Regions from separate parts of the Homo sapiens genome. Here region 1 is linked to region 2. A link is a loop called in an ENCODE intact Hi-C map of the cell type or tissue named here. Cell type or tissue: heart right ventricle. All regions are shown on one strand. Links, peaks and the distances in the headings refer to the core of each region. The heading gives the core; the rest is flanking DNA.

Evidence for each region. Hi-C counts contacts between places; a loop is a spot of excess contacts. Peaks named below come from ENCODE experiments on the same cell type or tissue, not always from the same donor. Only the 100,000 strongest peaks of a DNase experiment are listed, where the experiment ranks them.
Region 1: a loop joins it to region 2, with 2.2 times the contacts of the local background. A loop is called at or near these places in 2 of 110 quality-filtered maps.

Annotation. Positions count from the first base shown.
Region 1 is chr10:83,537,756-83,542,158 of GRCh38, reverse strand. The region is part of intron 1 of LOC105378394 (a long non-coding RNA gene); the gene reads left to right. Among named protein-coding and RNA genes, the nearest start is that of LINC02650, 140 kb to the left of the region's middle. In heart right ventricle, for the core only: no CTCF peak of the experiment used is centred there; DNase peaks (open chromatin) are centred at 1,998 and 2,459; H3K27ac peaks cover 4,000 bases.
Region 2 is chr10:83,392,394-83,396,796 of GRCh38, reverse strand. No RefSeq gene overlaps it. Among named protein-coding and RNA genes, the nearest start is that of LINC02650, 280 kb to the left of the region's middle. In heart right ventricle, for the core only: no CTCF peak of the experiment used is centred there; no DNase peak of the experiment used is centred there.

The DNA.
Region 1 (4,403 bases), core at 176-4,175, 150 kb before region 2:
ATTTCAAATGCTGGTATCAGAACATGCTCAAAGGGGATTGCTAACTACATAATATAGATTAGAAATAATGTTTTTATGAGTGAAACAGTGTTTAAGATATGTGCGTGGCTATTTGACTAGAATAATTGTGTCCTTACATCACTTTTGTTTAATGGGTAAATAAGAATTTGATGAACCAGGCACTTGAGTCCCTCACACTAGTGCTATAGAACTAGAATTTCATTTGGTCTTGTTTTATTCCACTTAAAAAAGATTCTGCCACTGAACCTTACAAGAATAATGGTTGATCTTGCTATCAAAATATTTGTTGTATTTGCCTTGGGTCAGTCTTTCAAACACATTCTCTGTGTTTGACAGAAAGTCAAGACTTCAACAAGTCTACAAGAATTGGTTGTAAAGTTGTTATATGCCTGCTTAGATAATAAACATCACTTTGGGTGTCAGTATTTGGTCTGAAAGCAAGTGGTATACTTTCTTTCATTGTATACCACTCAATTGAGCTTGTGGAAAGAGCTGACATATAGTTTCTACCTTCTTCTAAGTTTGGAGAAGATACCAATATTTACCAAAGATCTAAATATAAATGGCCATATTGACTTAGATCAGCTCTAAACAGACAGCTTCCTGGAGGAAGTGATGCTTGTGTTGGGTTTTGAAGCCTCTCTAGTTGTGCTCCAGCTTTTATAGATTTGAAAACCAGCCAGTCATTTCCCCAACCTGCTAAACAGAGCTGTGCAAAGAACACCAGCTTGAGAATAAAGTGAATGTCATTGGAATTCCAGTTCCCTCACTGCTTCACTTTTGACCTCAGGAAAGGTTTGAATGACTCCAAGTCTGTTTCAATGTCTGTAATACAAACAAAAGTTTTATTTGAATGATCTATTGCATTCCTCTGCAATTCTTTGATGGTACATACTGAAACACGACTGGGTTGAACAGATGTGTCCTTTAAGGAAAAGAGAAGCTCATGATGCTGGTGAGAAAAGAATCAAGAATCAAAGGGGAGACTTTTCTGAGTCATTCATCTCTTAGCAGTTATTTGCTGAGGGCCAGGTCTCTTATATAGTTATTTAAGAAGTACTGTCTAGTCAACATGGCACATGTCAAACTAGGCTGTATATTTGGGCAACATCATCCCCTTTCAGTGTCATTTTTCTCATCTAAATTGGAGGCTAAATATCAACAATTGTAGGCTGGCTTTGAAAAGTAAAGCTAATGTTTGTAAAGGGAAAATGCAGTCTTGGGTATATAATAAGCATGTTAGGAATGATAGCTATTATTATCATTACATTAATGACAAAATACCAAACACGGTCACAGAACTGTACCAGGGCAGTGGAACACTGGAGGAAAAGAAGAGAGGGACTACCTATACTTTGAAAGAGAGTGAAAATGAGTGCTGTGGTATGAGCTGTTTTTTCTGAAAAGAAAAGGGAAGCATAAGTTTCAAGAAAGATTGTATATGAACAGGCACATACAATCTGAATAAAAATATTAAAGAATACTTGAAGAATGAAAGTAGACTGGATAACTGAAATGAAGAATGAGAGTAATAAGAGATAATCCTATAACATAGATAAGGACCAGATCAGGAAGGGGAAGAAAACTGATAATTGTTTTGTACCCTATTTACTACACAGAAACCTAGGCATATTTAATTATTTACTTTTCAGAACCACCCCACAAATTAGGTGTTTTGAACCGCATTTTACAGTTGAGAAAGCTGGCCTTGGGAGTCATTTAAAAGGTTTACATATTATTCTTTCAGTGATAGGGAGCCTCTGAGAGCCTTTAAGCAGGTGAATGACATAAATTATGCAGTTACCAAGAAAGCTGGCTTCCCTGGAGATCCTTACAGAAATGAGGCCACACAGCTACCTTACAGATCTTTTCAAACAGCATGTCAGGAGCCACATGGGTGAAGCAGGAAGCAGGAATGACTGTCAGCAGAAAGGCTAGGCTTGGCTGGCTCCAGCTGGGGGAGGGATCTCTGGGGAGACCTGTCATCCAGGGCTGCAGGCTTGTTCCATATCCTCTTCTTGCTCTTCCAACAGACTTTCCCCTGCCAGATACAGGTCCCACAGGATGACTGCAATGAGCTCATAATTGTGGGGAGAAAAGTTAGTCTGAGCTAAATCACTGCTGTGGAACAGAAACAACCTTGACTCAGAACAGCTGTTTCTGAAAAGTGTACTCAGAGCTTTCAGAACAGCTTGTAACAACCCGGAGTAAAGAGCTTGGGCAAAAAGAATGTGCGACAATCTATGTGAAAATAGAAGTATGATCAAAACCCAGAATTTCAGAGTGGAGACTGAAAGAGAGGTACTAAGGTACCAAAGGGAAGCCTATCTGGGTTTGGAAAATTTGGTAGCAGAGATTTCTTAATATGTGACTGAGTAGCTTATGCCAAGAGGAAAACATCATAGAATGGCTCTTCTATGCCTGCCCCCAGCTGCCCACAGCTGGAAGCTGTGATGAATCATAAAAGACCTCAGAACTGGTTCAACACCAAAGAGTTTAGTCTTTTCACTGTCTTTACATTTGGGGAAACTGAGGCTCAGAAAAGTAAATTAATCTAGATCAGCTAATTGATTTGCTAATTGATTTACTCATTGAGACCCCAAAAATTTCAAGATGAAGAGGAATCAATGAATCTTAAATCTAGCCTGATTTTTGTGGTCAAGATCACCCTTACTTATCTCTGAAAATATTACAACAATGGGAAGTTAAGAAGAAAGAAATGTCAATGGTTCATGGTTATCAAAAGGGAGCAGCTATATCCTGGGCTCCTATTGAGTTAAGGATAGGGACAGGAATTAGACAAGCTGGGTGGAAGGGATGCAAAGATTCTGGGTTGCACCTGGGCCAGGGTGTGCCAGGATGTTAGCCCAATGGCCCTTCAGCTGGACGTGGGTGTTCTTCTACCATAGTGTACCTATGAGTAACAACACACCAACAGCTTCTACTGAGGATCCTGCATATTCTTTTTGGTATCTTCATATATAATATCTATAAATGAAGAATGAGACTATCATAATGTGAAACTATATGATAGGGTGAATCTTGGTATTTATTTAGAAAAGCATACAGGAGGTAGCTAATTGAAACAATTTTCTTTCTTTTATTTCTGTAAACCATCTCTTTATGCTATTACTTGACTGCTCTGGATACTGAAAAATGATTTCTGATTTAGTCCCAAAACATATGCAGTGTTTTCATAAATTAACAACTCTAACTTATAACAACAACAAGCACACTGGCCACATATAACATGATTGAGGTCTAGATGTTTATCCAATCAGAGTTTAAGGTGAAACTCCACTCAACTGATTTTATAGTTAATAAGGGATTCAGAAAGATGAAAATTCAGAACCTCCCATGTTCAAATGAAAGTATGAATGTTTGAAATAGAGACAGCTGTTTTGTTATTAGTTAAATATTGGATATATTTCATTCTATCAATCAGTGAAAGAAATGATGGAAGGGGCATGCTTTTTGGCCTTTTAGATGGAAGAGCACTGACATTATTGACCACACAATATAAGTTAGATTTTTTGTATGCATATTCACTGCTGACTTGCATTACTTACATTAACTTATTGACATTCAAAGCAGCCTTATGAAGTATTTTTCACATTGTGCAAATGATGAAGTTCCAAGAGGTTAATATACTTGAGCAAAGTCATATAGTTTATGTCAGAGCTAGAATTAAATCCATGTCTGTTTGATCTCAAGTCAACAGTGTTTCCACTTCATCACTTTGAAGAAGTACATGACATCTGCCAGATCCCATGCAAGAACAAGAGTATGTGCCAGGACTAGACACTGGACACATCTGTTACCTGTTGGCAGACTAGATGGAATATATGAATGGCTTCTGCCAAGAGGCCTGCAAATTGTCTTTGATGTCTTCATATCTGAAATCTATAACTTTGATGAATGAGGCTATCCCACTGTAAGACTATATGACAAGGCAAGAAGGCCTGTTCTTTCTCACCTATGATTAAACAGGCAGCTGAGAATAATATCCTTAAATGTTTTACTTCAGGGTTCCTCCCATCCAAATTGGGACTCCTGGTAGGACATCTTGCTATTCTCTGAGATGAAGAGACCTTAGATGAATCCCTGTTTATGGTTTCCTCTGGTTGCCTTTTATGTGAAAAGTTATTCATACTCAGAGGAGATGAGATGATATGATCTGGGGTCCAATTTGTTGAATACCATAATGTATTCTGTTAATCACTATCACCCCGGAGCCTGACTATCACAGGGATTTTTTTCTTTTTTTTTTTAACCCAAACTTGGCCAATTTCTGTGGCATATTTTTTGAGGACACCACAAAGATTGCCTATAAATTGATATCTCTCTCCAAATTTAAAACTTGCTCAGCTAAAATCCGTTTG
Region 2 (4,403 bases), core at 194-4,193:
TAGAAATAATTGCTATGTAAATGGTCCCATAATGTTTCCTCTAACAAAGATTCTACACAAGAGAGCATTTAACGTGAAACAGCTTCATGGGCCATTTAGATGAAATCCCCATTTTTGTGGCTGGGAAGTGCTGAATCGATGCTTTCTATTTAATTCTCCTAGAAAGCTCCGGACCCATGGAAAGTATGGAACGAAAAGTAACATCCTAGGATGCCTTCTCCAGGCTTCATTTACCCCACTGTACTGAAGGCATTCTAAGACTTCAGAGTCATTGCTTTGGAAATAAATGGTAATCTGAAATGGAGGCAGATGATTTGATTTTGTTATTAAGTTTAAGGTAATTAGAGACATAATTTGTTTCCCTCTAATATGGCTATTAAGTACAAAGTCATCAACAAAGCCCAAGATGCTAGTAGGAAAGAAGAGAGAAAATGCTGATAATTCACTGTCTACTCTTTTTTAAATCCTGCTGCTGTCTGCCATTTCCTACCCCAAGGCATTATTTTAACCCTGACATTATTGTGATAGCTTATATTCAGGTATCACTTTACATTTGTTAATGTGGTACTCTACCAATTATCTAACCTAAACTTGTGAGGTAGGGAAGCCCTAACCTAGTAAAGTAAAGAAGCTCTTCTCATACTCATTTTACATTTGAAGAAGTTGACATTTAGTGAGGTCAAATGATTGGGCCATTATCACCTAAATTTGAAGAGGCAGAGCAATATTAATAGTAAAAAAAAAACCCAGCTCTCTCTGTTTTTTTTCTCTTACATTATGTTGCATCTAGAAGTCAACATGAAAAATATCACCTAGATAAATAGATGCTATTGGGAAATACAATGGAATGTATTATTCCACATATCCTGCATTAATACTCAATATATTATTGTATTAATGTGTTATTACACAGCTCCAAAACTTTCCCCTTTTGTCTCAATCTTGTTTATATATCCCCACTCATCCCCACAACTACACAAACAATCTGTCTTTCATTTCTGCAGGTTTTAAGGACCCAGGACTTTTCCTTTTTATTAATTATTCCATCATCTACTAGAGTCATCGGTGTCCTGGTCACCCTTCCCATCACCAAAATGACCAAAAAAAAAAAAAATTGAGCACTATTTATTTTAAGGATTTTCTTCCAGCTAAAAGAGAAAATTTTTAAATTATTTGAAGGAATTACCTAAGGAACATGTTAAGATTACAGGTTCCTAGAATCTGTCCATAGAGAATGAAACTGTTAGTACTTCATTGGGAGCCCAGGAATTTGTATCTTTAACAAGTACTGCAGAGAAATTTAATTAAAGTTATTTTCAGACCTAAGAAATATTGCAACTAAAAAGGTAATAGAAACAGCACAGTGGGAAAGTTACAAATGCCCTTAATCCTAAGAATTTTGTAGCTAGTGTCCTCTCTCTTTGTTTTTGTCTCTTCTATGATAAGATTCTTCCTCTCAATTATGTTCCTAAGGGACTTCTCTAACCTCCACATTCTGACAACAACTTAGGGCAGGCCATAAAGATGTGTCTAGTCATTACTGTATTGGACAAAACAGCTCTAGAGTCTATGGACATGCCTGTCCACATACTATTAGGCTTTTATCTTTTACTAGATGGTGAGATATAATAGCTCAAATGGGTACCTCAGTGTAAATCAGAAGTTCCTTTTTTCTTCTGTTACTAATATGTGAGCTTCAGTTCAGTATTGTCATCTGTAATATGATATAATAAAGCTTATTTGCTAAAGATTGTCAGAGGATCATTTAAGATAAGGCATTTTCTTTTTAAGATAGACTTTATTTTTAGAACTGTTTCAGGTTGACAGAAAAATTGAGCAGAAAGTACAGAGAATTCTCATATATGTCCTCCCCCATCTCATCTGCTGCCCCCACTGCCAGTTTCCCCTATTATTTATATATTCCATGACTGTGGTACATTTGTTACAATTGATGAAACAATAATAATACATTATTATTATTCACTAAAGTTCATGCTTTACATTAGGGTTTACTTTCTGTGTTGTACATTACTGCGGGATTTGACAAATAAATGTCATGTATCCACTAGGAAAAACATCATGCAGAATAGTGTCACTGTTCTAAAAACCCCTGTGCCAAAATACACTAGGGAGCAAGATGGCAGAATAGAAGGCTCCACCAATCATCCCCTCCCACGACACTAATTTATAACTATCTACACAAAAAAGCACCTTTATAAGAACCAAAAATCAAGTGAGCACTCATGGTACCTGGTTTTAACTCAATTTCCCTGAAAGAGGCACTGAAGAGGTAGGATAAACTGTCTTGAGTTGGCAGTGCTACTGCTCCTCCATCCCCTGACAGCAGCAGCATGGCGTGGAGTGTGTTTCTGTGTGCTGGGAAGAGAGAGGGCGCAGTGATTGTGAGGTATTGAACTCAGTGCTGCCCTGTTATAGTAGAAAAGAAAATGGAACCAAACTCAGCTGATGCTCACCCATGGAGGGAGCCTTCAAACCAACCCTAGCCAGAGGGGAAACACTGATGATAGCAGTGGTGGGAACTTGAATTCATGCATGCCTCGCCACCTTGTGCTAAAGTGCTCTGGGGCCCTTCATATACTTGAATGGCAGTCTAAGCCACAATGACTGTACCTCCTGAGACACCAATGGGGTGGCTAAGGGAGTGCTAGAATCACCCCTCTCCTAGCCCCAGGCTGTATAGCTCTCAGCTCCAAAAAGAATCCATTCCTTCCAGTTGAGGAAAGCAGAGGGAAGATAGGGGAGAACTTTTTCTTACTTCTCAGATACCAGCTCAGCTACAGCAGGATAGGGCACTGGGCAGAGTAGCAAGGCCCCCCTACGAGGTCTAAGCTCCTAGATGACATTTCAAGACATAACCTGGTCCAAAAGGGAACCCAATGCCTTGAAGGGAAGAACCCAATCATGGCAGGATTCATCACCTCTAACCAAAGAGTCCTTGGGCCCTAAATAGCCAGCAGCAATACACAGATACTACAGGGCCTTGGGTGAAATTCTGAGACTTGCTGGCTTCAGGTGACACTCAGTACATTACCAGCTGTAGCGACTAGGGGGCAAGACTCCTTCTGCTTCAGAAGAGTAGAGAGAAAAGTAAAGGGAGTTTGTCTTGCACCTTAGGTGCCAGCTTGGCTGCAAGAGCGTGGAAAACTAAGTAGGCTCTTGAGGTTCCCAGTTCCAGGATTTAGCTCCTGGATGACATTTATGAACCTTCCCTGGGATATAGCGGAGCCCATTGCACTGAGGGAGAGTTCTAAGCCAGACAGCATTCACCACAAGTGGACTGAAGAGCTCTTGGGCCTTAAAAGAACATTGGCAGTAGTCTGCCAATAATCCCCATACCTGTGTGGTGGTGATGGACATAGGATGAGGCTCTTCTGCCTTTGGAAAGGAGAAGGAAGAGTGGGAAAGATTGTGTCTTATGGTATGAGTGCCACTTCCCACAGTACAGTAGAACATGAGGTAGACTTCTAAGGTTTTTGACTCTAGTCCCTGGGTTCTGGAAATCACTTCTGGACCTATGTGGGGCCTTGGGGGAACTCACCACCCTGAAGAGAAAGACAAAGACCTGGTTGGCTTTGCCACCTTCTGATTGTAGAGCCCCAGGGACTTGAGAAAACATAGGCAGTAGCCAGGGAGTGGTTATAGTAGGCATTGGGTGAAACGCTAGGTTCAGGTGTGACCAAGTACAGTCCTAGTTGTGGTGGCCACAGAGATGCTTGTGTCACTCTACCCCTAGCCCCAGCAGGTCTGTTCCCTTACTTTCTCCAAAAGAGGGTCTCTTTCCATTTGTTTGGGAGAAAATAAGGGAAGAGAGCAAAAGTCTCTGCCTGGTAATCCAGGGAATTCATTGAGATCTTGTCTAAGACCATCAAGGTGGTAACTCTATGAGTCTGCAAGGACCAGAGTGTTAATTGGCTTAGGGTTCTCCCTAAAATAGAAACAGCTTGTATCACAACACCCAAGTCTTTTCAAATATCCGGAAAGCCTTCCCAGGAAGGATGAGAACAAACGAGCCCAGACTATAAAGACTACAATAACTACCTCTCTAATGCTGATATATAGACAAACATTTACAAGTCTCAATACATTCCAGGAAAACATGACCTCAGCAGATGAACCAAATAAAGCATCAGGAACCAATCCTGGGGAAACAGAAATATGTAACCCTTCAGATAGGGAATTCAAAATAGTGTTTTTTGTTTTTGTTGTTGTTGTTGTTTTGTTTTTTTTTCTTGAGCAAAATCAAAGACATTCAAGAAAACACAAAGAAGAAATTCAGAATTCTAACAGGAAAATTTAACGAAGAGATTGATATAATTAAAAGAGTCTAGCAAAAATTTTGGAGCTGAAAAATGCAATTGGCATACTGAACAATGCGTTCAGAC